Regions from separate parts of the Homo sapiens genome. Here all the other regions are linked to region 3. The links are chromatin loops, found by intact Hi-C in ENCODE. Cell type or tissue: transverse colon. All regions are shown on one strand. Each heading gives the region's core, and the rest is flanking DNA. Links, peaks and the distances in the headings are about the cores only. Region 1 has its middle 18 kb from the start of LINC02135. Region 2 has its middle 120 kb from the start of LINC01082. Region 3 has its middle 9.1 kb from the start of FOXF1. Region 4 has its middle 39 kb from the start of LINC01082.

The links. Hi-C counts contacts between places; a loop is a spot of excess contacts. Peaks named below come from ENCODE experiments on the same cell type or tissue, not always from the same donor. Only the 100,000 strongest peaks of a DNase experiment are listed, where the experiment ranks them.
Region 1: it touches region 3 in a loop (5-fold over the local background); 6 of 110 quality-filtered maps call a loop at or near these places.
Region 2: it touches region 3 in a loop (8-fold over the local background); 98 of 110 quality-filtered maps call a loop at or near these places.
Region 4: a loop joins it to region 3, with 5 times the contacts of the local background. A loop is called at or near these places in 5 of 110 quality-filtered maps.

The regions. Positions count from the first base shown.
Region 1 is chr16:86,299,860-86,308,165 of GRCh38, forward strand. No RefSeq gene overlaps it. Among named protein-coding and RNA genes, the nearest start is that of LINC02135, 18 kb to the left of the region's middle. RefSeq lists a silencer at 1,164-1,458 and enhancers at 1,310-1,861, 7,482-8,306. In transverse colon, for the core only: no CTCF peak of the experiment used is centred there; a DNase peak (open chromatin) is centred at 4,083; H3K4me3 peaks cover 746 bases; H3K27ac peaks cover 5,000 bases; H3K27me3 peaks cover 180 bases.
Region 2 is chr16:86,075,854-86,081,482 of GRCh38, forward strand. No RefSeq gene overlaps it. Among named protein-coding and RNA genes, the nearest start is that of LINC01082, 120 kb to the right of the region's middle. In transverse colon, for the core only: no CTCF peak of the experiment used is centred there; a DNase peak (open chromatin) is centred at 2,458; H3K27ac peaks cover 1,860 bases; H3K27me3 peaks cover 667 bases.
Region 3 is chr16:86,517,165-86,522,164 of GRCh38, forward strand. No RefSeq gene overlaps it. Among named protein-coding and RNA genes, the nearest start is that of FOXF1, 9.1 kb to the left of the region's middle. RefSeq lists an enhancer at 4,599-5,000. In transverse colon, for the core only: CTCF peaks have their summits at 684 (motif pointing left), 3,090 (motif pointing left) and 3,294; a DNase peak (open chromatin) is centred at 737; H3K4me3 peaks cover 1,290 bases; H3K27ac peaks cover 3,253 bases; H3K27me3 peaks cover 2,620 bases.
Region 4 is chr16:86,153,152-86,161,457 of GRCh38, forward strand. No RefSeq gene overlaps it. Among named protein-coding and RNA genes, the nearest start is that of LINC01082, 39 kb to the right of the region's middle. In transverse colon, for the core only: no CTCF peak of the experiment used is centred there; no DNase peak of the experiment used is centred there; H3K27ac peaks cover 4,540 bases; H3K27me3 peaks cover 455 bases.

The DNA of each region.
Region 1 (8,306 bases), core at 1,531-6,530, 220 kb before region 3:
TTAAAAATATTTATTGCACAAACAATAGTGTGTAAAAACTCCTGATAATTTAAAAAATCCGTTCTAATAAATCTTGTTTTAAGGTGTTTTTGGAATTTGCAGAAGTTTTTGTATCTTTTGCCACAAAATAGCTTCTGGAGCTGTTCATGTGGACAAATACCAGCTTAGAAAATATGCTGCGTGTGGCTTGGGCTGGGCTGTTCTCTTCTGCGTGGGACACCTCGCACCCATGCCCTGGGCACCGCAGATGATTGGGTGTCCATCTGTGAGTCCGTGACAGTGTTGCGTGGACTCAGAAACTCAACATTACAGCATCACTTCAGGATTTTGGTTTTCAATGTCATGTATTCTCAAGCCTTTATTCCTCCTTCTCTCCTGGGATAGTGATGACCTGTAATCGTCACTTGCTCAGAATTGATCATTCACGAAATATTTAAATGAAAAGTGATTGCAAAACCTCAATTACTTTTGCACCGACCTAATCATTGGCTGCCGCGGGCTCTGTGGGACCACATCTACGAATGTATCGTTCATGGCCGTTGTTCCTTGTGGAATGTGACCCTGTGCAGGCAGGGATTTGATCTTTTGTGTACGGCAACATCCTCTGTGCTAGGACACAGCGGGGGAACTTAGGAGGAGCTCCACAAATAATCGTGAATTTATGAATGCAACAACAAAAGAATGAAGACTGAAATAAACCTTATGAATAGGGTACTTTCTGTGAGTTTTTTACAGAGTACCTTTTTGGCTAGAACATTTCTTAAGAGTTTTTTTTTTTTAACTCGAAGTAATCTGGAATTTAATTTACTTAAAGTAATATATATGTATATTATTGTATACATATGTATACAAAATATATATGTATATATTAATATAAATGTAATAGGTATTGGGGCAACATTTTATATTTTTAAGTGATTTTACATCCATGTTCATCTCCTTTAAAACCCCATGTGCTAAGTACAGCAAATAGGATTTTGTTTCCCCGACGTCCAGGCTGAGTGCAGCCAGATGGGATGACTTGACAAAGTCACAAACGCTGACAAATCCCGGCGGGGGAGTTGTGGCTTCCTCCAAAGGAAGGTAGGTCTGTGTTTGTCAATTGATCAGCTCAGCGGTGGCCCTGAGTGAGGCCGTGAGGAAAGTAACTCCGTAGTTTTAATTCTGATGATTACTTCCTGAAAAAGGACCCTGCAATGGTGGGTCCAACCTCCTCCTTCCCTCCGTCTCTGCCAGTCGCTCGGTCTCTGTCTGTGCTCCCCTCCAGCTGCCTGTCCCTCCCCCTCAATGGGGGCTTAGGGGCCCAGCTCACCACTCACGCTCCCACAACGTCCAGCGTCCATGCCTGCAGCCTGTTTCCTGGGAATTTCAGTCCATGTGGAGCAAGAGGCCAGTCTCCTGCTCTGAGCCCAGGAGGGCACGTCCTCCGCCAGCTCTCAGCACTGGCTCTGCTTCCTGTTTACTTCTGCAAGTAGCTGCGATTGTGGGGTCTGCAGCCAGCCCTGTGGTCCGAAGCCAGCCAGGCTCAAGGGGTTATCATCCTATCAGCCGAGATAGGCTGGCGGGCTCTGCCATCTGTCAACTGTCTTCTGATGTAATTGAAAGTTCTCTGTCCTGGAATGTCATCTTATTAGGTGGATCAGGCCTTGACGTGTTAACTGGAGAGTTTCTGCAGGGCTCAGCTAGTTATTTTATTTTTTCAAAATTAAGAGGCATACAGTCTTTTAAAAATCTCATAACAAGTTCTTATGAAAATTTTCCAAAAAATCATCAGAGCGTAAAGAAAAAAGGAATGGTCACCCAAAACCTCATCACTCCAAAATAATATGCTGGTAACGTTTCATTAAACCTCTGTCTATGCAAATTATATCCAGAGAGATTCATGCGTATGTTTCAAAAATGGAATCAGATTTCCCATGCTGCTGTTGACCTGCTTTTCTTTTTGATGCCACAATATGGCACGGATGTGTCTCCATGTCAATAAATACAGATTTACATCATCTATAAATAGTTGTATAGCATTCTCCAGGTGTGGCATTTAGACTTTTTCTTTTTTTTTTCTTTTTTTTTGCTATGATATGTTATAAACACCACCACAATGAACATGTTTTGCACATTTGTGTAAATATTTCCTTGGGATCGACGCCTAGAGTTGGGGTAACTGGAGCATGGGGCATTCACACGTACAGTGACCATCTGAGCAAACTACAAGCAAGGAAGTGCCAATTTTCCTCACACAAACAATCTACACTGGGTCCCAGTTCTCAGCCCTGCATCATACCAAGTGCCCAATTCTTTCACTTAGCTACTTCCAGCAGTAGAAAGTAGCATCTCATTGTTGCTCTTTGGTCTTTAAAAAATTACATTGCACATATTTATCAGGCATTTATGCACCTGTGAACTAGCCCAGCTACTTAAAATTAGATCCTCATGCTGCAAGAGCTTTAATGGTCAACAGATCCAACCCCACTCCCAAACCTCCATCCACCCACCATCCACATACTTGGATCATCTCAACTGTTTCTCTCCAAAGACCTGGCCTTGCCTCTGGTCTGTTTGAACACTCCCATCCACGGGAGCTCATCGCTGCCTGAGATGGTCCACTGTGTTCCCAGCTCTAATTTATTAACCTATAAAAGCCAGTACATATGGAATAACCATGCTGGGCCAGGAACGACGGGAAGCCCTTTGCTGAACAGTGTCTCCAGCCTCAAACAGTGCTGAAAACATGTATCGCTATTTCCTTCTTTGTTCCATCAGGGTCGCGAGATGCAGAGAGGTTAAGTAACTTGCCAAGGGTCACACAGCTTTAAAGGAGCAGAACAAATAATTGAATGTGAGGAAACCGTGCACCACTTGAAAGGCTCACAGAGGAAACTTTAAGCTGGTGAGAGATCTAACAAAAATAAAATAATTTCTCAAAGTACAGATTTCTTTAAAGACTTCCTATCCTTCAGGCACTTTATCTTCAGCTGCCCAAGGATACAGAGCAACTATCAGACACCCATGGGGTCTGGGCTTTGTGTGAGATCTGTGCTAGTCTCTGCAGCTACCAGAAGGCAAGAAGGCCTGGCCTCGAAGATGTTCCAGTAGACTCGGGTGTCACCGGCCCATGTGCTTATGGCTCACAGATTACCAGGCCAAAAAAAAAAAAAAAAAGCCTACCTTAATTGATAGAGGTCTCAGATTAGTTCAAAGCATTCACCTCTATTTTTTCCAACTGGGTCTGGTTTCAGAGATTAGATTTTCTAGGTGCAGAAATGCCCTTAGGCAAGTCAGAGGCCCAATTTGCAATGACCCCACTCGGCCCTCCTATCCTAATGTCCTGCCACTTGAAAACATCATTTTCGGAGTGTCCCATCCTCAGGGCTCTGGAAGAAAGGCTCTGGCATCAGTCATTCACACTTTAGTATGAATCAGCCCAATAATTTAAATAGCTGGACTCTATGATGAACACATGAATTTTTTTAAGTGGGTTCATTTATTCATGAGATGGATGTCTGTGATTTGGACAGGAGGCTTCTCAGCTTCCCTCAAATTAATCCTTAAATTTCATCTCACCCTCCCTTTCTGTACAACTTACCTTTCTTGAGCACCGATCTGTCCTTCGGATAAACAGGTAACAAGCTATGGGCTGCTTCTCACCTGTGGAAGGTTAGGCCACAGAAATGAAATCTTTCGTTAGGTTTCAAAGCAAAACACACAAAACTCAACCAAAAGAAAAAAAGGGGGGCGGGGCGGGGGGGACACAACGATGCCTTTTAATGTAAAGAACCTGCCCTGTGGTCCGAATCTTTCTCATCATGAGTCCAGCGTGCAAGGGAGGATGAAGGTGCTGCATGGGCTTCCTCTGGGGCTGGGGACTGCTGGCTGGGAGCCACCGCAGCTTGCAAACTAAATTTAAAAGCTTGCACCCCAAGACCCTTGAGCAAAGGTTACTCGAGGTCTATTCCGGGTTCAGGCGGAAAAAAGAAGCTTGACTTGGCAAGGAAATGCCTTGTGACGAGGCGCTTGGCTGACCAGGGGCATGGAGGAAAGCTGGGACTCGCTGCGTTTTCTTTTGGCATTTACAGCCCTGAAAAATGATTGCAGCTTCCTCTGGCCGCAGAGCTGGAGCCTGAAGAGGTGACCTTTAAGGGGAGTCTGTTTACTGCAGCCGCAGGCCCAGGGCCCTTGCGTGAGCTCCACGAAGTCTGCGCCGGGCCTTGGCACTGACCCTGCGGGGCCTGCAACCCAAACTCACCGGTTTCTGGGAGCTGGTGAGGGGCTGCGCTGGGGCTGGGGCGAGGCCCCGGCCGTGTGGGGAGACCAGGGGAGCCTCCACGCTGGGCGCCCGGGCAGGGAGCGTGGGGGCGGGCGGGCTCACTGCTTGCTCCCGGGAACATCCTGCGGGGCAGGTCTGCCTGACCGGCCACCCCATCCTCGGACGCTGAAAACTGTCCTGCAGCCAACTTCAGCCTCTCTTGGCTCTGCAGACAAAACGAGGCGATTCGCCTGCATGGGGTACTCCTCTCTCCTTGTGGGCCCTGCCACAAATCGGATACGGATCTCCATCCCCCGGACTTTCACACCGAGTTACACAGAGGAGAAAATGGGGATAAAAGTTAAACTGAGAAGCATTCAGAACTCACCCTATAACCGTCTGAAACGAAACCATCCACATAGTTTACGGCAGACAAGGAAACTATAATCCGATTTCTCCACTTGGATCTTAAATGTGAAATAAATAAGCACATGTAATGGTATCTGCTATTTTTCAAGAGCATGAATAAAACTTGAAGACTTGGATTTAACTTTTTAAAGATGGTTTTGAAACCTTTCTAACTGAAAACAGGATCACTACTCATTTTCTCTTTCTACCCTCATTCAACACTCTTTTCTTTTAGAGAGACAGTGTTTTTTTAGAATGCTTTGGTTTCTGTTAGGAACATAATACACTTTCTTTGGGGAAAATGTAGGAGACAATGAAAAGAAAAATAACAGTGACATGAAATTTCACCACTCAGAATTAACCTTGGTTAACATTGCAGTAGATTTCAACCTGTTTTAAAATATATATATGTGTGTGTGTGTGTATGTATATATATGTGTATATATGCATATATATGTGTGTGTATTTGTGTGTAAATAAGTGTATATAGGTGTGTACATGTGTATATGTGTGTATATGTGGGTGTGTACACGTGTATGTGTGTGCAGATATGTGTTTATGTGTGTGTATGTATGTACGTGTGTATGCATGTGCATATGTGGGTGTGTGTATATGTATGTGTATATGTGGGGAGTGTATGTGTGTATGTTTGTATGTATATGTGTAAATTTGTGTGTGTATGTAGATATGTGTGTGTGTGTCTGTGTGTTTTCTACAATGCATCCTTTATAAAACCAGTATCAGGAATTTATATTGTGCTGTTCTCACCTGTCAATATGTCATAAATACTTTGCCAAGTCATTAAAGTTTCCTTATAAACATCATTTTGATGATTGCCTAATACACCGACCTGTGGATGTGCCATAGTTTCCTCCACTATTCTCCCATTATAAAAAATGTTTTAAAGTGTACGAACTTCCTTTCCCAGTGGGGGAAAATGGAATCGCTGGTCTGATCTGGAATGGTTATTTGTGATTTCCTGAAGTTAGGTCAAAAACCATTAGACATTTTTTGTTAACCCAAGTACCTACTTCCTGGCGGATTCCAAACATTGACCTGATGAAGACCAGGGGAGGGGAGCACCTAGACCTTTGCCTTGGGAGAAGCGAGGTGGGCCCGGAGCTGACTCTAGGACGATGTCCTTGTGTGAAGGTGGCAAGCCAAGTCACCCCTCAAGGGAGGAAGGAATTGGGGCCCCTGTTCTTAGGTGTTTATGAATCATGAGCTCCACTGAGAACAAGATGACAGGAAGCCATGGAGCCTGTCTAGAAGAGTCTGTTCCCAGAGTCCACACAAAATTTCAGGGGTTCTCAACCCTTGACCCCTTATGGAGGCCTTTTGAGATCTCCAGGACCCAGGGTTTAATTACTGGGGACCCTCTGTGACCAGCTCCAAAAGCATCCCTGGATTCCTTTAGTCCATAACTCTGGGAAGATCATAAAACACTTTTTTTTTTGAGCACTGAATGTTAACATTTAACAGAGAAAACTTTTGTTTTTGCAGAAGTTGAGAAACTATAAAATTCTTCCTGAAACCTGAGACTTCGAGCATATCACCAAGGCAAGAGTTACAAAAAAGTGAAACTTTTAGGTAATTTTATGAGTTTTGCAAATCTGCCACAAGCATATGTTTAGCACCCTCAGAAGAATTCCAAAAGGAGTATTGCTTCAGCCTGTCAAGAACTAAAATAGTTACACATGTTTATTCCATGTGGTTTGATGTATTATAAGCTATTTGATGGAATTAGGAATGACATGGTTCCTTTTACTCTCCATAAAAACATTAGTGCAGCATGTCCTCTGATACTTGTGGTCTTGAGCTGTTCATTTGTTTCTTCATTCCTTTCGAATGTAATGTTGCATTTTAGTGTTCAGGCTCTGTGGGCGGCACACTGGCTCACCACACACTTGTGTGTGACGTGGGAAAATTTACCAAGCTCCCCAAAGCCTCAGTTTCTTCATCTACACAATGGGGCACCTGCCTCATGGAACTCTTGTGAACATTAAAGGAAATAAGACATGTAAACCACTTAGCACATGGGCTGACATGCGAAGAACATTCTCTGCCTTAATTAGGATTATTTGTTAGTTCTCACCCGAACATCCAGAGATGCAAACAGAAGGTCGAAATAAAGATCAGTGCCTGAAGGCTTCAGGAAGAGTGGGTGAAATAATGACCACATTTGCATTACTAAAAGTTTGGGGCTAATTATGCTACAATTTCCTATTATACGTTGAATGAGTTGTCCAGAAGAGAGACAGAAAAAACAAACAAACAAACAAACAAATGAGAAACCATCCACATTCACATATACGAGACAGTTAAAAATTGGGGGGTAGAAACTTTCTCAAGATGGGTTTCACAAAGCACTAGTCCCATCAGATGCCCCTTGAAGGAATGTCAAGGAGTTTCTCTGGAGAGATCAGTTTGGGAATGTTGCTCACTCTTCCCTCATCTTGGAGAGTCTTTGTGCACCTGGGCATAGTAAAGGCTCTGAGAAGTCCTGCAGTGAAGAAACTGACGGGGCTCTGTTAAATCCAGTTTGGGAAAAGGATTCCTACTTTGGAAAAGGCTGAACTCGAGAATGATCCCAAACATCCCCTTCGAATCACAAATGGAGACGAGGATCAAGGGACACATTTAAAAATATCACCACGTGTACACACAATCTTTGACACAGTGCCAGGTAGCAGATGCCTCACAGTCAAGTTCCGGTGAGGCTTTGAGATTGCTCAACAGTTTTGTTGAGAAGTAATTCACATACCATACAATCCACCCATTAAAAAATGCACAATTTGATGGTTTTAGTACATTCCCAGAGTTGTACAACCCATCACCACAATCAATTTTAGAACATTTTATCACTTCGAAAGGAAGCCAGTACTCACTAATAGTCACTCCTCCACTCCTCCCTCCACAACCCCTGGCAACCACGCATCTACTTTCTATCTCTAAGGATTTCCCTGTTCTATGGACTTTTCATAGAAATGGAATCACACACCCTGTGGTCTTTTGTGTCTGGCCTGTTTCACTGAGCACCATATTTCCAGAGTTCATCCTGCCACAGCATGTATCAGCCCTTCATTCCTTTTTTACGGTTGCACAATACTCCATTGTAAGGAGAGACTGCCTTTTATCTACGTATCAATCAATGGGCATTTGGATTGTCTCCATCTCTTGGCTATTATGAGTAAGGCTGCTGTGAACGTCTGTGCCCATGTTTTTGTATGGGCATGTGTCTTCGTTTCTCTTACGTAAATACCTAGGAGTAAAATTGCTGAGTCATAGGGTCACTCTAGGTTTAACATTTCGAATAACTGCCCAAATGTTTCCCAAAGAGTCTGTACCATTTTATAACCTTACTGGCAATGTATGAGGGTTCCAAATTTTGAGTTTGCTTTCGATCAAATACCTGGCACAAAGCAGTATGCTTGTTGATTAATCCAAATTATTTTAAAAATTCTCATACTTAAATGACAATTGCCTAGTGTCAGGGAGTGTACTAAACACTCTGTGTATCATAACTCACTTCATCTTCACAACAACCCTAACAGGTAACCGTATTGTCCTCCCCTCCAGGCAGATGGGGAAACAGAGGCCCAGAGAGGCTCAACAGCTCATCCCGGGTGATGTGGCTTGTGAGCAGTGGATGGAG
Region 2 (5,629 bases), core at 1-5,000, 440 kb before region 3:
TAGCTTCTGTCCACAGAGAACTCAACCACACACCCACACACAGTCACAAAACAAGAACAACAGAGCACTTAGGGCCAAACCCTTTACATACATTATCTCATTCAATCCTCACAGTAATCCTACAACGTCAGTGCTATGCAGCATTCCCATGTTACGGATGAGGAAGCTGAAGCCCAGAGAGGTTAAGTAACTTGCCCAAGGGCACACAGCCAGCGAGTGGTGGAGCCTGGAGTCGCCCCATGGTCTGTGAGATGCTGAGAACATGGATAAACCTCAGCGTGCACAGTGGGTACACTTGCCGTGTGTCGTCTTGGTGTAGCAGTTGGCATTACCTGAATGTATACAGCTACGTGGTGCCAGCCCTGGAAATGCAGCTGCAGATGACACAGAGCCAGTCCCTGCCCTTGGTGGGGATGGGAGAAGGGGGACACATTCAGTATTTAGGCTGTAGGATCATCAAGATTTTGATTGGTGGGGTAGGTCCATGTTCACCCAGCTGCCTTATATCTGTCAGCCCACCAGAAAGGTGCCCGGGAGCTGGGACAACTCCAGTTCCTGGAAAGGCAGAGCCCCTACTACATATGTGTCCCAGTATATACATCAGTCTCTTGTGAGTTGAGTTACTATGTCTACATACATTGAGTTGGTCCATCCATGAATCAGTATGATCTTAGCAAATTACATCTACAAAGACTCTATTTCTAAATAAGGTTACATTCTGAGGTCCTGAGTTGGCATAGATTTTGAGGGGACACCATTCAACTCAGTATATTGTAAAGCTCTCAGGCATAGAGATGCCAACCCCAGCAGTTGGAAGTTACCTGGGTGCTAATATGTCCAGATCCTGGAATGGTCTTTGTAGGCAGATCCCTGCCAGCATCCACTTGGGCTGGGAGTGAAAGTACAAGGTTTTTGTTTGTTGTTTTTGAGCCAGGGTCTCACTCTGTTGCCTAGGGTGGAGTGCAGTGGCACGATGTCGGCTCACTGTAACCTCCACTCCTGGGTTCAAGCGATTCTCCCACCTCAGCCTCCCAAGTATAGCTGGGACTACAGGCTCAGGCCACCACACCCGGCTTAATTTTTGTATTTTTTGGTAGAGACGGGGTTTCACCATGTTGGCCAAGCTGCTCTTGAACTCCTGACCTCAAGCTTTCAGCCTGCCTGGGCCTCTCAAAGTGCTGGGATTACAGGCATGAGCCACAGGCACAACACAAGATTTTGTTTTTGGGCTCTGCTTAGCTCCAACATGAGGCTGGGCTGGGTCTGAGGGGGGCTATTTCGTTCCAGCTTAAATCCATCCTGCCCCAAAGTAGCAGCCACCCGTGATCAGAGGGCTTGGCCCTGGTTTCAGGTTCTCCTTTCAGAAAAATGATCTCTTTCTGCCTTTCAGCAGATGACTTCACCTATGGTGGCTGCATTCTTTGTTTCCTTGGGTCAATGCCACTGGTGGCTCCATTGGGTGTGTGTCAAGAAGACACACGGCAAGTCTGTCCACTGTGCGCATTGAAGTTTATCCATGCTGTCAGCATCTTGCAGACCATAGGGCGAATCCAGGCTCCACCACTCATTGGCTGTGTGCCCTTAGGCAAGTTACTTAACCTCTCTGGGCTTAGCTTCCTCATCTGTAAAATGGGAATGACACATAGCACTGACACTGCGGGATTACTGTGAGGATTGGATGAGATAATATATGTAAAGGGCTTGGCCCTAAGTGCTCCGTTGTTCTTGTTTTGTGACTGTGTGTGGATGTGTGGTTGAGTTCTCTGTGGACAGAAGCTATAGGATTAGCTTTGAATTTCTACCCGTCTTCTGGGGCTGCCTGGAGGAAGGTCCTCTCTGGTAGATGGGCTCTGGGACGCCAGTCCGGGGCAGCACCGGGTCTCTGTCCCACCCATTATTTTCCTCTGTTCCGTTTCTCTGTCAGGACCCCGAGGCTGAGGACGTGTCCTTTTCCACGTCCCATCCCACTTTCTTGCAGGCCCGAGACCAGATGAGAACCTGGAGGGAATAAAATGGGAAATGAGAATTCGTTGTGTGGCACGTGGTCCATGAACGCTCTTTACCAAAAGTGACTCAGAGCATAGAAATCATCCACATTTGGTTTCCAAAGCCAGGCTGGGCCTTTCCAGAATTTGTGTCCCCTAATAGGTAGCGGGACAGCTGGACTTTGGCTTCATTTGGGACAGATGCTGCAGCTGGCCTCTCTGGGCTCCAGGTCATCCTGTCCCTACCTCTTCCTGAGCTTCCAAACCGGCCAGCAGACTTGACTGCCCTCTGCCTTCCCTTCCCAGAGCACAGCGGCAGTTGCCTGGGTGCTGGCGGCCTCCTGACCTCCCGAGGACTTTGGCATTGGAGACTCATCTTGACGTGGTCCACTGTCTGAACGAGCAGATGCCAAGATCCCATGCTCAAACTGAGCAATGAGAGTGAGCCCAAAGTGAGGCGTGTTCTGATTTCCAAGATAAAGTCCAGACTTGGCCGAGCTGTGGCCAAGCCCAGTCCTGCCTTTTCCTCCAGCCAAGCCTTGGCTTCTGCTGCGTCACCCCGGCGTCTAATCAACGATGCTTGCTTTCCGTGCAATTATTTGAACTTGCTTTTCAAAAGACCCAGTTTGAATCCAGCCAACGGACTTGTGCCTTAGCCCCATGATATAACCTGATGACGTTCGGTGGAATAATGACCGTTCATCACAGCCACCACTGCTTGAAGGCGTGCTGTGTTTTATGAGTTTTACGAGAGTTCTTCTCTGGAGTGGGTGAGGCTGGTTTCCAGCTCTCAGGGCTGGGCCTGCCATATTGGTTGTTTATGTCTGGGGTGTTTGGATCGGCTGATGTCTGCTCGACATGGGTTGTTAGATATTTTGAACATCACCCCTGTAGGTAGGTAAATGTCATCATCCCATTTCACAGAAGTGGAAAATAGAGGCTTACAGCAACTAAACAAGCTTCCCAGTCTCACTTAGCTATTAGGTTGCCGCAAAAGTAATTGCGGTGTTTGCCATTAACAGTAAGGGCAGGCCGGGCACGGTGGCTTACGCCTGTAATCCCAGCACTTTGGGAGGCCAAGGCGGGTGGATCATCTGAGGTCAAGAGTTCGAGACCAGCGTGACCAATATGGTGAAACCCCGTCTCTACTTAAAATACAAAAATTTGCCGGGCGTCAAGGCGTGCCCCTGTAATCTCAGCTACTCGGGAGGCTGAGACAGGAGAATTGCTTGAACCCAGGAGATGGAGGTTGCAGTGAGCCCAGATGGCACCACTGCACTATAGCCTGGGTGACAGAGTGAGACTCCATCTAAAAAAAAAAAAAAAAAAAAAAAAAGTAAGGGCAAACACCGCAATTACTTTTGCACCAACCTAATAGAAAGTAGAAGAGCTGGTATTTGACCCCCGGAGCAGCCAAACTCCACTTCAAGTTCATGAACTGAGGGAGCAATGTTCCCCTCTCATGCCAGTGACCCCCATTTCTTGTGGCCTCAGCGGCTTGGCCGGGCATGATGTCCGTTCTCTCCTAACTATGTGCCGATTGCCAGTGGTTTTGGGATTGCAGCTGCTGGATACAGAGGCGCTCTGGGAAGTCTGGGGAAAAGCGGCCAACGCTGTCTTATTTGGGGTCTTTGTTTTAAGGAAACAGGCTGGCAGAGTTAACTTTGAGACAAAACTTGATATGTCAGCAGCCAGCTGAAACACAAAAGCCAAGGACCACACTGGCAGATGGTGGATTTAACCGAGAATCACACCAGAGTGACGTCAAATTCATTACAAAAGCCTCGCGTGGGCCCCTGAGAGCGTAGGAAGAGTGTACAGTGATGAACTGCATGATCTCAGGGGTGAGCTGGGGTCCCCCACAAACAGCTGAGACAAGGACTTGGGTGCAGGTTGCTTACTGGTTCGGGGTGAGGGGTGCCTCCTGGAAGCCTGTGGTCTACAAAGTAATGGTCCCCAATGATGTTCACGGTCCTAATCCCTGGAACCTAGGAATAAGTGGCCTCATGTGGGAAAAGGGACCTCGTGGATATGATTAGCTACAGATTTAACATGGTGGAAATTATCCTGGAGTATTCGAATGGGCCCAGTGTAGTTACAGTCATCCCTTGGTATCCAAGGGCCGTTGGCTCCAGGACTCCCGTGGATAGCAAAATCTACAGATGCTCAGGTCCTTCATATAAAACGGCAGAGCATTCGCATACAACATACGCACTGCCTCCTGTATACTTTAAATCATCTCTGGATTACTTATAATTCCTAATACAATGTGCATGCTATGTAAGTCGCTGCTTTACTGTGTTGTTTAGGGAATAATGACAAGGAAGAAGAGTCTGCACATGTTCAGCACAGATGGAATCATTCATTTTTTTTTCCAAATATTTTCGATCTGTAGTTGGTTGAATCTGTGAGTTCAGAGCCTGCAGATACGGGGCCCTTAGAAGGCGGAAGAGGGAGAAACCTGGGAAGAGGCTGCACTGCTGACTTTGCAGGTGGAGGGAGGGGCCGGGGCCAAGGAGTGCAGGCAGCATCTAGAAGCTGGAAAAGGCCAGGAAATGGGTTCCCCAGAGCCCCCCAAGAGGAACCAGCTCTGCCCACAGCTTGAATTTAGGACTTCTGACTTTCAGAATTGTTGGATAGTAAGTTTATGTGGCTTTAAGTCACAAAGTTTGTGGTAACCTGTAACAGCGGCTGCAGGAAACTGACGAGGCAGGGAGGCAGGCAATAAAGGGTTACCTAATACAGGTGATTGATAAATGGCCGGGCTGCCGCATGGGCACCTGACATCATTGCAGAATCACCTCACCGTGGACAGGACAGCTGACACCTTCACCCGCAGAGATACCAGTCATTGCTAGAAGGTTCCCCCATACTCCAGGCTTCTGATTGGGGGTCTTAGCAATTCCACCAGTGCAGGCTGAGAAGCAGCAGTGCAGACCCAGCCGCAGGAGCACAGGTGGCTCTGGACGGGGCACCAGCCTAACTTCCTCCATGCACCGCCTTCCCTGTTCCTGCCCTGCCTTTTCTCCCCCTGTACCATTTCACTAATACTTTTCTTTAACTGGAGTTGCTTTATATTAAAGGAAACTCAGCCCCAATCATCATAATTCCCCGAAATGATGGGTTTGATACTTTTGTTACACATTTTTCTAATAAATGTTAAAATAAATACATTAATGGTGAAAATACCAAGTTTGCGCATTGACCAGTCATCTCCTGTGACCACCCAAGGATCACTGCCGTGAACTTCTGGAAACACTGCACTATTTCATCTGGCCACAACAACAACCATTTTGTGCTGGGGAACTGAGGTTCAGAGAGGCTCAGTGGCTCTCCTAAGGCCACACAGTAAGTAACTGAGCCAGTAGATTTCTCAGTCTTCAAAGCTTATGATCTTTCTACCATTCCACCTTCTGCCTAATAATAATAATAAAAATATTAATAACCATGCCGAGGTCCCTTGCTGTGTGCCAGGCCATGTTTCGCGAGCTCTACACACGGGAACTGATCAAATCCTTGCCACAAACACTGTGGTTACCATTATCCTTGCTTAATTATATTATTAAATTATATGAGTATATGTTATTTTATTTATACTGATGACAGGTGCCATTATTATCTCCGTTTTTCAGAGAGGAAGCAAA
Region 3 (5,000 bases), core at 1-5,000:
TGGAGCTTTTGGGGGCCGTGGTTAATGAGGCAGATGCTTCTAAGGAGTAAAGGGGTGGCCTGGTTCCTTGGTACCCAGACAGGAGTGGCCAAGTCAGACCTGGCTTTTCTCGCCGCGACATTTAGTGGGGCCAGTGTGGAGTGGTGGTGGTGTGTGTGTCTCGTGGGGGGTGTGGGAACCATAAGAGGTACAAATATCCATATTTTACGAGGCCCTCTGCTCAGGGACTTCTGATCCCAGTGTGGGGACAGCTAAATTCCCATCTTCACAGACTTTCCCTCCCTTCCCAGGGATAAGGAAGATGGCTCACATAGCTGGAGAGAGACTTTTCACAGTGGGTTAGGGCTTGGGATGCCAACATACACCAGCCACCAGAATCTCCCCCAACCTCACTGACCCCTCCTAGGCATCCGAGTCCTGCGGATGACCCCATGGGGAAGTGGGAGATCAGAAGCCCCCTGAGCCCAGTGGCTTCACCTCTGATGGTAACTATCAGAGTCCAGCCTCATCAGAAATATTTGGGGTGTCAGTTTAAACAGCAGATTCGAGGGGTCCCTGACAGCTATTGGTTAGAATCTCTGGAGGGGAGACCCAGCAGTCCACGGTGTTCAAGGATAAGCTGGGTGGTCCTGGGTGAGCGCTAGTTTGGGTCTGTTCTCCCACGCTGGTCAAGGCTGCTCTGAGCGGCCTCTGCTGCCCCCTCCTGCCCGCCTGCTGGATCAGGCCCACGTGTCTGTAGCAGCAGCTGGTTGAGAGAACTTGGAGGCCAGGCAAACAAGCACCACGGCCACATTTGCAGGCATACCATGTGAACGCCGGGCCGGGGCAGGCCTTCTTCCCACATGGGCATCCCAGTCCACCCCAGCTCACCCTCGCTTGCTCCTGCCCCAGCTCTGTCCTTGTTACTCTGCTTGTTTCGGGGGCAGAACCTGAGCTCAGGGAGGGTCACTGACTGCTCCCGACATGATCGGTAAGATGTGGAATTTGGACTCAGACCCAGTACTTTCTGACCCTGAATCCTGTGTCACTTGCCACTACACCGCAAGGCTCCTGGACACCCGTTTGCCTCCATCCACAGGGCCTAGTGGTAAAAGGAAAGTTGACGTGGGATCCATGATCTAGCCTCTGCTGGCTTCCGGCCTCCAGAGGAGAGCTGGCAATGGGCAGGACCACAGAGAGTCGGGGTCTCCAAACACATGCTCTCAGACCCCCTCTTACCTTCCAGCTGAGCTAGGAGGGCGCTTGCAGGTGGGGCGGGAGCTGGCCTAGCAGCCAGCGCAGCTCAGACCCTGACCTTTACCCCCTCTCAGGGTTCCAAGTGTGATTCACGGGTTCCACCATGGCCTGCCATGGAAGCTTCCTTTGCTTCCTGGGGTCCCCTTAGACCAGCTGAGAAAAACTTCAGATGAAAGTGGGTGCTCAGACGCGGCTGCCTGCACAGCACTGTGGCCACCTCCACACTCTATGGAAACTTCTGGGCACCAGTACGTCAGAGTTCTGGGCTCTGTGTTAAGGAGGAAGGCCCTTTTCCGGCGTCTTCTGCAGCTGAGCCCAGGGGCAGTGTCCTGGGCCATGTGGCCAGCAGGGTGGGACAACAAGGGACGGGGTCGCATCCATCCATGAAGGGACGCTGACTTGTTGTGGGGCCGAGAGGAATCCCAGGCCTTTGACAATTCTGTCTTCGTGTGCTTTGGGGGTGCGCAGGGGCAGAGGAACGCCTGCTGTCTGCAAGCATAAAACATCGTGGGAGTTGGGGGTCTCTGAGCTGATTCTGGCTGGAAGGCTGTCCAATTTGCAAACTGTTCATTGCTCAATTAAACTCTTAAAATAAAACATTGTCAGCATGAAATGACAGATGGACAGAGGGGAACCGTCGTGGAACTATCCGCTCCACACGGGGCCCTGGCTACGTGTCCACCACTGCACTAGACTAGATTTGCGACGGACATGTTGATGCACACCTGTTGTCACAGACGGACCGCCCAGTGCCGTGTTGTCCCAGCCCAGTGGCAAGGGAGCAAGGGTGTGGTGGTCGCACAGCAACTGGCATTGAGGTGGGAAGGTGTGCGGTCCCCATTGGAGTAGATGCCCAGGCCATGCACTACCCAGCAGCTGAATACACAGGGCCATGTCCTGCAGTACCATCCAGCTGCTTCCAGCATCAGGACACCTGGGGTCATGTGGACACTCTGAAGCAACAACGACAGCAAGGGCAGGATGACCACAAATGTCCTTAGCAGAGGGAGAAAGCTGCCCAGATGCAGTGTCTACATGGTCCCTATGGTGGTCTTTCTCCCATCCCACAGTGCAGGATGTTTGCTGGGGACACAACCAAGAGGAAGCCTGGCAGAGCAGGGGCGGAGGGTCGCTGGGACCAGGTGCAGGCATCCTCTCTGACTTATTTTGGACAATGTTCTATGCCTGTGGGGTGGCAGCCTAGGGAGGAGCAGTGCCACACGCAGGGCCCTTGAGAGTGCTGTAGTGCTGTGACCAGCCGCCGCAGGCATTTTATGGAAACTGCCGCCAGCACTCCAGGGAGCAGGCACGGACGCCGGGTTCCCCCCACCCCGTGTTCCCCGGCAGGTCTGGGGTCTGGGCCACGGGGAAGCGTGCTGAGTCTGCAAATGTCCCTGGAAGAGGAGAGCAACATTTCCGTTCCGGACACTTCCCCCCAAACAGGCTGTGATCTATTAGTGCATGGCGTTTCTGTGAGGCAGGAAGCACTGGCCAACCCTGGCTTTCTGCTGTGACTCCTCGGCAGGGTCGCCAGCCTGACTGAGCAGAGAGGACTGCGCCGCCTCTGTCCAGGTGCGGGAGGTGGGCCAGCAAAGTGGGCAGGGCAAGGGGAGGCAGCCAGGGGAGGCTGGGCGAGGCCACAGCAAATGTAGGTCATGAGGACAGGAGGGACAGGAGGGCAGCTGTCCCGGCTCACTTCCCAGGGGCCTTCGCTGCGATGCCCGCCCCAGGGAGAGAGCTCAGGGTCAGGAAACCTCTTGGGAAACAAGAGGACCCAGGACACCAGGGTCCTTCCTGCGGGGCAGCCTCTGACCCACCCTGGGGATTTCCCGCTCGGCTGTTTCTCTACACGGCGGCAGCGCCACCTGCTGTCCACTTCGTGCAGATGCTATTGGGCCCTTAAAATCCGTCCCATCAGGAAAATTGATCTTCCCCAGGATGGGCAGCCGCGGATGCGAGGAATGAACCTGATTGCTCTATTTCAGACCCTTTGACCTTTGTCAAGGCGTAGCTGGCTTTTTATTTTATTTTATTTGGTCGGGGGTCAGTTAATGCAGTGTTTTTCTAATTACACAAATGACGTGGCTTATTCCAAATAAAAAAAAAAAAACTTTAGAAAAGTGAAACGAAGAAAGTAAAAATGACTTCCAACCCCATTCCTGAGTGAGGCAGCTGTGCTCCGTTGGCCACAGGAGACATCTCCCTGCACCCTCAGGGACCCCGCCGTTCTAGGAGGAGCAGATAAGGGATGTAGCGGGTCAGAGCACGGGAGTCACAGGGCCTGGGTTCGAGTCCCGACTCCCTCTCTTCTCAACTTCGTGAGCCTGCACAGGTGTCTCTCTTCTGCTCACCTCGGCTTCCCCATCGTTACAGTGGGGATGATGGTAAGAGTAGGGCTCCCATAGCATTGCTGTGAGGCTTAAATAAATAATAACCTGTGAAAGGCTTACAGTGAATAAACCAGGCACAGAGAGGGCAAGCACTTAGAGGCCACACAGCCAGGACACGGTGCAAACCCTGGTGTGCCTGGCTCCAGCACGGCACTCTTCGACCATTAAATGGTCTCTCTGTTCCGACAAGCTGCGGTGGCTTCGTGACCCCTGAGGCCCTGCTTGTGGTCAAGAGATGAGCACGTGGTGTTTCTCCGGGGGACAGCCTTCTCCCGCCCAGCAGGGAGGGGCTTGACGCTGTGGCCGACTCTGCTATGAGACCGCAGGGAGTCACAGAGCCCTTCTGAGCCACATCTGTCTTATCTGGAAAAGGGAAACAGTAGTACACGCTTCCTGGGACTCTTCTAAGGCTTAAGTGAGCTAATTCACCCTGCAAGGTGGGTAGGGATGTTTAATTTGCTCACAATTCAGTACTCAGGGCCTGAGCTCATTGCTTCCAAACCATCCAGAGTGCAAAACGCGCAAACCGCATGGTCACACGTCAGCTCCATTCCGACCTCTGCGATTTATGGACATCAAAAAGAAAAGGTTCCATTCACATGAAGAAGTGCTGCCGTGTTCGCGGGAATGGGAGTGTGGGTTCCCTAAGCGTCTCTGCTTGCTTGAATAAGTGCCCAGATGGTCTCTGGTAAAAACACGGGATGATCACTGACATTGGCAAAGTCATGGGGACTTGCTGGGGCGGTGGGTGGCCGGGAGAGGGGGACAGAAGAGGGGCGCCCAGATCCCCCCAACCTGCGGCTCTGCAATGCACCAGGAAACAAGCCGCCAATACTCTATGCCCCAGTTTCTCCATCTACAAATGCAATCAAATATGGGGCTATTTCCAGCAACAGGACCAGGGTTGTGTGGGGCTGTCGCATGATGGGCTGGCCGCAGGTCACGGGGTGGTGATGTGCGGATCAGAGTTGAAGGGTTCAGTACGTGCAAGATAGGGACTCCTGCTGGCTTCTGTCGGAACAGCCCTGGGCCCCAACGCGCCTCTGCACTGTGCGCCGTGTGATCGGGTAGAAGCCCCCCACCGTTCCACAGGGCACTGCTTTTCTCTTCCAGGAAACACCTCTGGCTTTGTCTGCCTCTTCCTACCTCAGGTGGCAAGTAGGGGACAATCCCCAGCGAAGGAAGGTACAGTGGGATTGATGGCTCAACCTGTGGTCAGCTGTCGCTGCAATCGCGGCTTCACTCCCTGCCCACAGGGGCACGGTGGGCAAACTGACTCCTCTGCATTTCAGTAACCTCGGCTGTGAAATAGGAGGCCTCTCAAAAGTGACTGCAAGGACTACGGGAAATGATATAAATGTGTGCATCTATGTA
Region 4 (8,306 bases), core at 1,480-6,479, 360 kb before region 3:
TCTGGGGCTGCGCTGGGCGATTCGGTAGCCAGGAGCCTCCTGCGGCTCCTTACGTTTCAGTTTAATCAAAAGAAAGTCAAGCTAAAAATCGGCTCCTCCATCAACCAGCTGGATTGCAGGTGCTCGAGAGTCACCAGTGGCTGGTGGCTGCTAGCCCAGGTCTAGAACACTTCATCATCACAGAAAGCTGTAGTCCAGAGCCTTGTAAGGATTGGTAAAGATCATCGTAAGCGCTTCGGCTTCTACGCAGACAGAGGGAAGCCATTGTAGGGTTTTGGACCAGAGGGCTGATGTTTTCAAAAGGTTACCCTGGCTGCCGCGCTGAGAAATGATTCTAGAGAGAAAGGGAGAGCTTCACAGACGTGGTCCAGAGAGGGAAGAGGGCCCTGCCCACTCATCAGGTCCCCTGCCTGGCAACCTGGGACTCTTCCATTAGAAAGGGCCTTTCTTCTTTATAACCTCAATTGCATACCCATATATGTATGTATATATTTGTCTATATAGATATGACATGCATATGTGTGTACGTGTATGTGTCCAGACACACATATATATTTGTATATATGTATATATAATTTTTCCAAAGAGCATGTTTTATTTTTTAACAGCTTTGTTGAGCTATAATTTATAGGCTATAAAACCCAGCCAGGCTAAATGTGCCATTCATCGACTTTTAGTAAATTGAGCGGGTTGTACAACCATCACTACCACCCAGCCTCACTTGGCGCCCACATGGCACTGTGAGCAGGGGCGCACCACAAAGGTGCCCGCTGTGCGTTTTCTGAGCTCTGTGAAGGGCACTCCCAGCGGGCTCAGGTGGGTCTGAGCACTGGCGACAGCTGGAAACTGTCCTCCCCTCGGGTCGGGTCGCAGAGGTGCAAGTGGCTTGTCATGGAGAATTGCTCACACATAAGACGAGCAAACCCTCAGACACAGCCCTTCCAGGGGAGATGGGTCCCATCTGTTCTTGCCCTCCTGACACCCCTCTTCCTGCCTCTGGCCGGCCTTTGCTCCCCATCTTTTCTCAGAATCTCTAAGCACCGTGCTTTAGTCCTGGTTTTTCCAGCCTTCTGGCCAAAAGTATACACAGAGAAAAATATACAGAGAGGTTAGACTCCTTTTCCCACTGAGCTAATATTTAGGGGAAAGAAGATTAAACAGATAGTTCAGGGTTGGCTTGTATTACCACACTATCCTTTAAAAAGTAAAGGGTTTTAGAAAAAAAATCCAACTAAGAGGGGAAAAGTTCAAAGCTCTTGAAGAGAAATGATCATGGTGTTATTGTCAAGTTATGAACTAGAACCAGTGGAGCACCTACTGTGTGCAAGGCCTTGGGGTCAGAGAGATGACAGCCTAGTCTCTACCCTCCAGGTGTTTCCACATTCATTCATTGTTGTGTTCATTCAGCATGTTCCAATTGATGTACCAGGTCTGCTCTACAGAGATGAGGAAAGCTTGGTTCTTGCCTTCCTGATACCCATAGTAAAGTTGAGGACTGGATATGTTTTGCCCAGAATTTTCCTTAGTGTTCTTGAGTTCCTAGGTGTTCCTTGGATAACAAATAGCACAGGAGTTCAAAGAGAAAAAGGGGAGCTAAGGCTTAGCAAGCTCTTCTTCCATTTGGCCCTGGCACACGATTTTGCTCTTTCAATTCTCCTAACGTTCCCCAACTGCAGTTACAATCACTGCTGAACAAACCAATGATTGCATTGGGCTCATGTTTATCCCCCTCCTTCCTTCATGCAGATTGGCAGCTACAGCATGGGGCAGGTCCAGTGGAGAGAAAGACCTCTAAATGTCCAATTTTTAGTTAAAAATATTTTCTCTACAAGCTGAATTATTTCCCCATCTGGTCCCTTGAGTTGCCTGGACTAAAAACAGCAGGAAGCTAAGAAGTGAACTTCTGTCCCCAAAACCTCATAAAGAGGGGAGGGCTGGGAGGGTCCCAGATGGGCTTCGGTCCCCACAAGCAGAGAAAGGATCTGGGAAACAGTCGTGCAATGTTTCCAGAGGCTGAGAGCAGCTGGGCAGTCACATCACATTTCATTGCTGCTTTTATGGTAGCTGTTAAAATTTTGAAATTAGGCTCACACCTGTAATCCCAGCACTTTGGGAGGCTGAGGCAGGAGGATTAGTTGAGGCCATATGTTTGAAGCCAGCCTGGGCAACAGAGTGGGACTCTGTCTCTGCAAAAAACACAAAAATTAGACAGGCATGGTGGTATGCACCTGTAGTCCCAGCTACTTGGGAGGCGGAGGTGGGGGGAAACCTTGAGCCCGAGACTCGAGGCTGCAGTGAGCAGAGATCATACCACTGCACTCCAGCTTGGGTAACAGTGTGAAACTCTGTCTCAAATTAAAAAATTTTTAAATAAAAAAATGGAATATTTAATTTAAGGGAATATTGTGCAGTGATAAAAAGGAATGAAGTTCTGACACATGTATGAACTTTGAAAACATGATGCTTCTTGAAGGAAGCCAGACACAGAGACCACACATTGCTTGACTCCAGTGATATGAAATGTCCAGAACAGGCAAATGCCTAGACACTGAAAGTAGATTTGTGGTTGCCTAGAATTTGGGGGAAATTGATGGTGATTGCTAGAGACACAGGGTTTCTTTTGAGCTGATGAAATGTTTTAAAATCAATGATGGTGATGGTTGCACATTATCTCTGAATATACTAAAAATCATTGAATTGTACTCTTTAAATAAATCAGTTATAAGGTATTACATTGTATCTCAACAAAGCAGTTAAAAAACAAACTTCTTTGTTTTTTTGGTTCACTTCAGAAAAATTAAAAACTACACATAGTCAGAGAAAAGGAGAAAACAGACAATACTATCCTACCAGTTGAAACCAAGTCACATGAGCACCTTGGTGCCTATAATTCCAAATACACACATTTTGCTGCTTTACTTTTGATGTTTTTGTGTCTCTTGGTTTGTTTTTGTTGTTGACGTTGTTTTTTTGCAAGTGTAGAATCCCACTGTCTAGGGTGGCTTTTGTCCTGGGAAGTCTTTGAAATATCTGCTTTGTGGACAGAACAGATCTAATTAGACTGTGGAGACCCAGTAAACACTGCAATTAAAACCGTGTAGCAGTAGAGCGCCTGCTGGGAAACTAACTGGCCAAAAGATCTGGGATGTTTCTGCTGGGTGGCTGCTGAATTCAGGTTTCGTAAACAGGAGAATCCCTGAGATGATTTCCAGAGCTGAGTGTCAGTCCTGGTGAAGGTCTGGCCAGGCTGTGGGCAAGCTCTGGTGGAGACCAGTGGGTGACAGTATAAGTCCACCCACCAGTGAGCTTTCACCCACAGGAATCTTTAAAGCCTACTTACTTACCTATTTATTTATTTGTCTGGTTTTTAAAATTAAAATTAGTAAAGGATGCACATGGGTATTCAAATCGACATACACAAAGAGTAGATGGTGGAAGGAGTTCTCTCCCACTCCCAGTCTCTGTGTCTCCACCTGGAGCCCAGCAGTAGTTGTCAGTTTGTTGTGTGACCTTATAAACAGCCCACAAGGGTGCAAACAAGCTTATCCCCCTCTGCTTACCCATGGATGCATGGAAATATACTATGTCATCTCCTGTTTATCTGGCTTCTTAATTAAAAAAATGTATATATATATTGATGATTGCTCTACATCAGCATTCACTGATGTGATTTATTCTTTTTGATGGGTATATAGTATTCCACTCTATGAATATACCAGAATTTATTAAACAGTTCCCTATTGGTGGACACTTTATTTCTAGAATTTTGCTATTACAAATAATGCTACATTGAGCATTTTTAAAGATATATCTTTGCCTCTTGTGGGAATATAATTATAGAATAAATTCTTCAAAATCTAATTGTTAGATTAAATCATTTCTACATTTAAAATTTTTGATACCTCTTTCCAAATTGAATAGTTCATTGCAAACTGTAACCCTCCAACAGTGCATAAGGTCACCTGCTCTGACCTAATTTTGAACATTTCTTTGGTAGCTCCTACAAGGGAACTGGACACAGATGTTCTCCTCCCCTTCCAAGAGCCAGACAGAGGCAGGAGTTCAAGATTGCAGTGGGTGCTTCCTGTCCTCACTCAGTGAGCATGTGTCCAGTCTTCACAAAAGCCCACTGCTAGGCAGGCAGGTCTGCTGTAGACCAGAGCTAGCTGCCTCCTAGTACCTTTCTCTCCCTCTTTATTTGTTTAATAAAGTCCCCCCAAGTTCTAATCAGGTCTCTGGTCATCCACCTACAGCCTCCCTTGAAGCCAGGTATGGCCATGTGAGCAAATTCACACCTTTAGGACGTGAACGGAAACAGCTACACAGCTGCTGTGTCTCTTGCTTCTAAGGAAATTGCCTCCCTGCCACTTCCTCTCTTTCCCCAGAAACCACCTTCATCCAGGAGGTGGGACCACATGCTGGGGACTAACAAGATGGACAGAGCCCGGAATGCTGGAGGACACATGAGGCCAGAGGAAGAAGAATCTTCTTGTTTTTGTCCAAGGGCTTCTTAGCTTGCCGGGAGACAGGCTTTGGGCAGGAAATTGGCATCAGTGAGGTGACCGGAGTCACCGGTAAACACAAGAGGCCTGGCTGGCGACCCCGGATTAACATCCTGCAGGCTCCCAGGAAAAACCCAGAGACCTTGAGAGTATGTGCAAGCTGGATTCCCTAGGAACACAGGTGGGGTATTCCTACTAATGGGACTGGGTTTTACAGGGATTACCCAATTTGTAGGCCACATAATTTCTTGGTAATTTCAAAGCAGGTTGGAATTCTGAGGCCTTTGCTGCCTGCTTCCAGCTGCTCCAGGAACCAAATCACCAACCAACAGCTGGAACAAACACTCATAAAAAGTCCCCCAGCTTCTCCCCTCCTGGAAAATGTTCACAGCAGGCTTTCTCCACCCACACAGAAAAGCACAGATTTGGTCATTTCCTATCATACTGCTCAGTGGCAGAGGCTTGAAGTTCCCAGGACTTGCTAAATCACCCTGGCTGTTGGCTTTTCGAGTTTCTGGGACCCAACTAAAGTAAAACAAACAGAAGAGCCACTAAGCAACTTGGTGTTCTCTTTTTGCTTTTGTACACTCCCAGACACTTTAGGATGAGAGAACTGGTCAAGGTATTTAAGTCAATGGACTTGCCATTGAGTCAAAACAAGTCACACTTAGAAGGGCTTAAGGGATGGCACCAACAAAGAAGAGTGCATTCTGATCACTCATTCATTCACTTATTTACTAGACGTTTGCTTGGAGCTTCCTGTCTGCGGAGGACTGAGCTAGTCACTGGGGACACAGCATGAGGATGGCACAGTCCTGCTCTCAGGGAGGCCACTCACTGTCACCTGAAACAGATGGACAATAATCACAAATGGAAATTGCGATGAAAGAGGTTTGTACTGGGCTGAAGAGTGTCTCCCCAAATTCATATCCACCAGAAGCTCAAGATGAAACCTTACGTGGAAATAGATCTTTGCAGATGTCATGCGTTAAGGATCAACGTGAGATCATACTTTGTTAGAGTGAATTCTAAATTCACTGAGGGTGGCCTAATAAAGAGACAGGACATACAGGGACCACACAGCTGAGAAGCCCATGTGAAGATGGAAGGGAGACTGGGAAGATGTCTGCAAGTCAAGGAATGCTAAGGAACACCAAGGAATACTCCAATACCGGGAGCTGAATACGGGAAGCTGAATACCGGAAGCTGAATGAATACCGGAAGCTGAATGAATACCGGAAGCTGAATACCGGAAGAGAATGACGTGGGTTTCTCCTCTGTTGCCTCCAGAGGGAGCAGGCTACTGCTGACTTCTTGATTTTGAACTTCTGGCCTCCTGAACTGTGAGAGAATAAACTTCTCTTGCTTTAAGCCACCACTCTTGTTTTGTGGTAATTTGTTATGGCTACCCCAGAAAACTAATACAGCAAATACAGGTGTGTGAAGACCTGTGGGCGCACATGGGAGGAGTGACTTCTCCTCCCTGGAAGATCAGGGGGGGCTTCAAGGAGGAGGTGACCGTCAAACTGAGCCCTGAGGATGCCAGAGAATTCCCAGGGCAGAAAAGAGAAGGGAGATTAACTCCAGGCAGAAGGACGAGCATGTGAAGACACACAGACACAATGGGCACAGCTTGTCTGGGATGTTGAGGAGTTTGGTATTTACAGAATGAGAATGTTGAGGATGGCAGAGGACTGGAAGTCATGAACAAGAGCCTTTGTGCCACACTAAAGAACATGGCCTTTCTCCTGAAGGTGACGGGAGCCACTAAAGGCAGTGGAACAGGGAAGAAGCACCTTTTTTTTTTTTTTTTTTTTTTTTGAGACGGACTCTCGCTCTGTCCCCAGGCTGGAGTGCAGTGGCCCAATCTCGGCTCACTGCAACCTACGCCTCCCGTATTCAAGCGATTCTCCTGCCTCAGCTTCCCGAGTAGCTGGGACTACAGGCACGCACCACCAGGCTCGGCTAATTTTTGTATTTTTAGTAGAAACGGGGTTTCACCATCTTGGCCAGGATGGTCTCAATCTCTTGACCTTGTGATCCGCGCACCTTGGCCTCCCAAAGGGTTGGGATTACAGGCATGAGCCACTGCGCCTGGCCAAGAAGCATCTTTTATTATTTTTAGTTGAAGAATTACCTACTTGTAATGAAGTGACCAAATCTGAAACATACAGGTCAATGAACTGGATATCTGCCTATACCCATATAGCCACCTAGCTCAAGCTATGGATATTTCTAGCACCCAAAAGAGGCTCTCTGGGGTTCCTCTCCAGTCAAGGCTCAACTTCTCAGAGATAACCACTATTCTGTACTTCACATAAATGGAAACATGCAGGATATATTCTCATGTTCCTGGTTTCTTCCACTCAACATTCAGCCAGGTATTACTAGTTTATTCTTTTTGTGTGCAGTATAGTATTTCATTGTGTGAACATAGCACAGTTTATTTATCTATTCACCTGTTGAATGAGGGACCCCTTGGCCCAACACAGGCCTCTGTGGCTTTCCCTGTCATTACTGCACCTTCTATCTTCAGGTCTCTGGATGAACAGAGTTGGGGGTGTGCACAGCTGTGCTGTGCTTTGCAGCTTTACTTAAACCTATTGAGCAGAAACTTGAGTCAGACAATCATCCTCTTTTAGCAACATTCAGCAAGGGGGTTAACTACTTGATCTGCCCACCAGAATCGAGGATGTGACGGTCAAGACAAATTTGTAAAGATGGCCCCTTAAGTTACAAAAGACTGGCTGGGTGCAGTGGCTCACGCCTGTAATCCCAGCACTATGGGAGGCTGAGGCGGGCGGATCACGAGGTCAAGAGATTGAGACCATCCTGGCTAACATGGTGAAATGCTGTCTCTACCAAAAATACAAAATATTAGCCGGGCGTGGTGGCGGGCACCTGTAGTCCCAGCCTCTCGGGAGGCTGAGGCAGGAGAATGGCGTGAACCCAGGAGGCGGAGTTTGCAGTGAGCCAAGATCGCACCACTGCACTCCAGCCTGGGCGACAGAGCAAGACTCTGTCTCAAAAAAAAAAAAAAAAAAAAATTTACAAAAGACTGAGAGCAAAACTGAAAGATTCCTCTCCCCTCAGCCTTGGGGCAATTACTTCCTTTCTTGGGAAAAGCACAGGTTGTTACCTAGCTGCAACTTAAGAAGTAGGTGATTCTGGAATTAGGTCCTTCTGTTTTACAGCAGAACAAACTGACTTGCAAAGCTGAAATGACTTGACTAAGTGCATAATATAGTGTAACATTGTATCCTCTTTTCTGTAAAGCTAACAATCCCAATTACCCCTGGCCATGATTGAGACTATGCAGTGGGCCTCAGTATTAAAGTCCAGTTACTCCTGGCTGAGGAGGCAGGGAGAACCTTGGCCAGGATGCCTCTGTTCTTGTCTGGCTTAGAGCCTTCCTCCCTTGCTGGGCTCTGCAGATGGTTTTCTTGGGGGCCCACATTTTCTTCTTTCACCTGGATAAAGGATTTGTCTTGAGGCCTCAGTTTCTTCATCAGTAAAATGATAATAAACTTATACCTCTCAGAATGGCTGTGAAAATTAAATGCAGATAATGCTTGTATAATTCCTGGCCCTTGGTGTGTCCTCAGTCATCATAACAAATAGGATGATGATGGGCTGCTGATGACATGATGACATAGTTTTGTTTACTGTCAGTGGAACTGTCATTTGTAGGAGACTCAATGAAGCTTTCTTTGCTTTTCTCCAAAGGACCCTGTTAGTACCAAGCTGAGCTATGCTGGAGGCTGTGGCAATATTAAAAATCAGGAATATGGATCCTTTATTTAA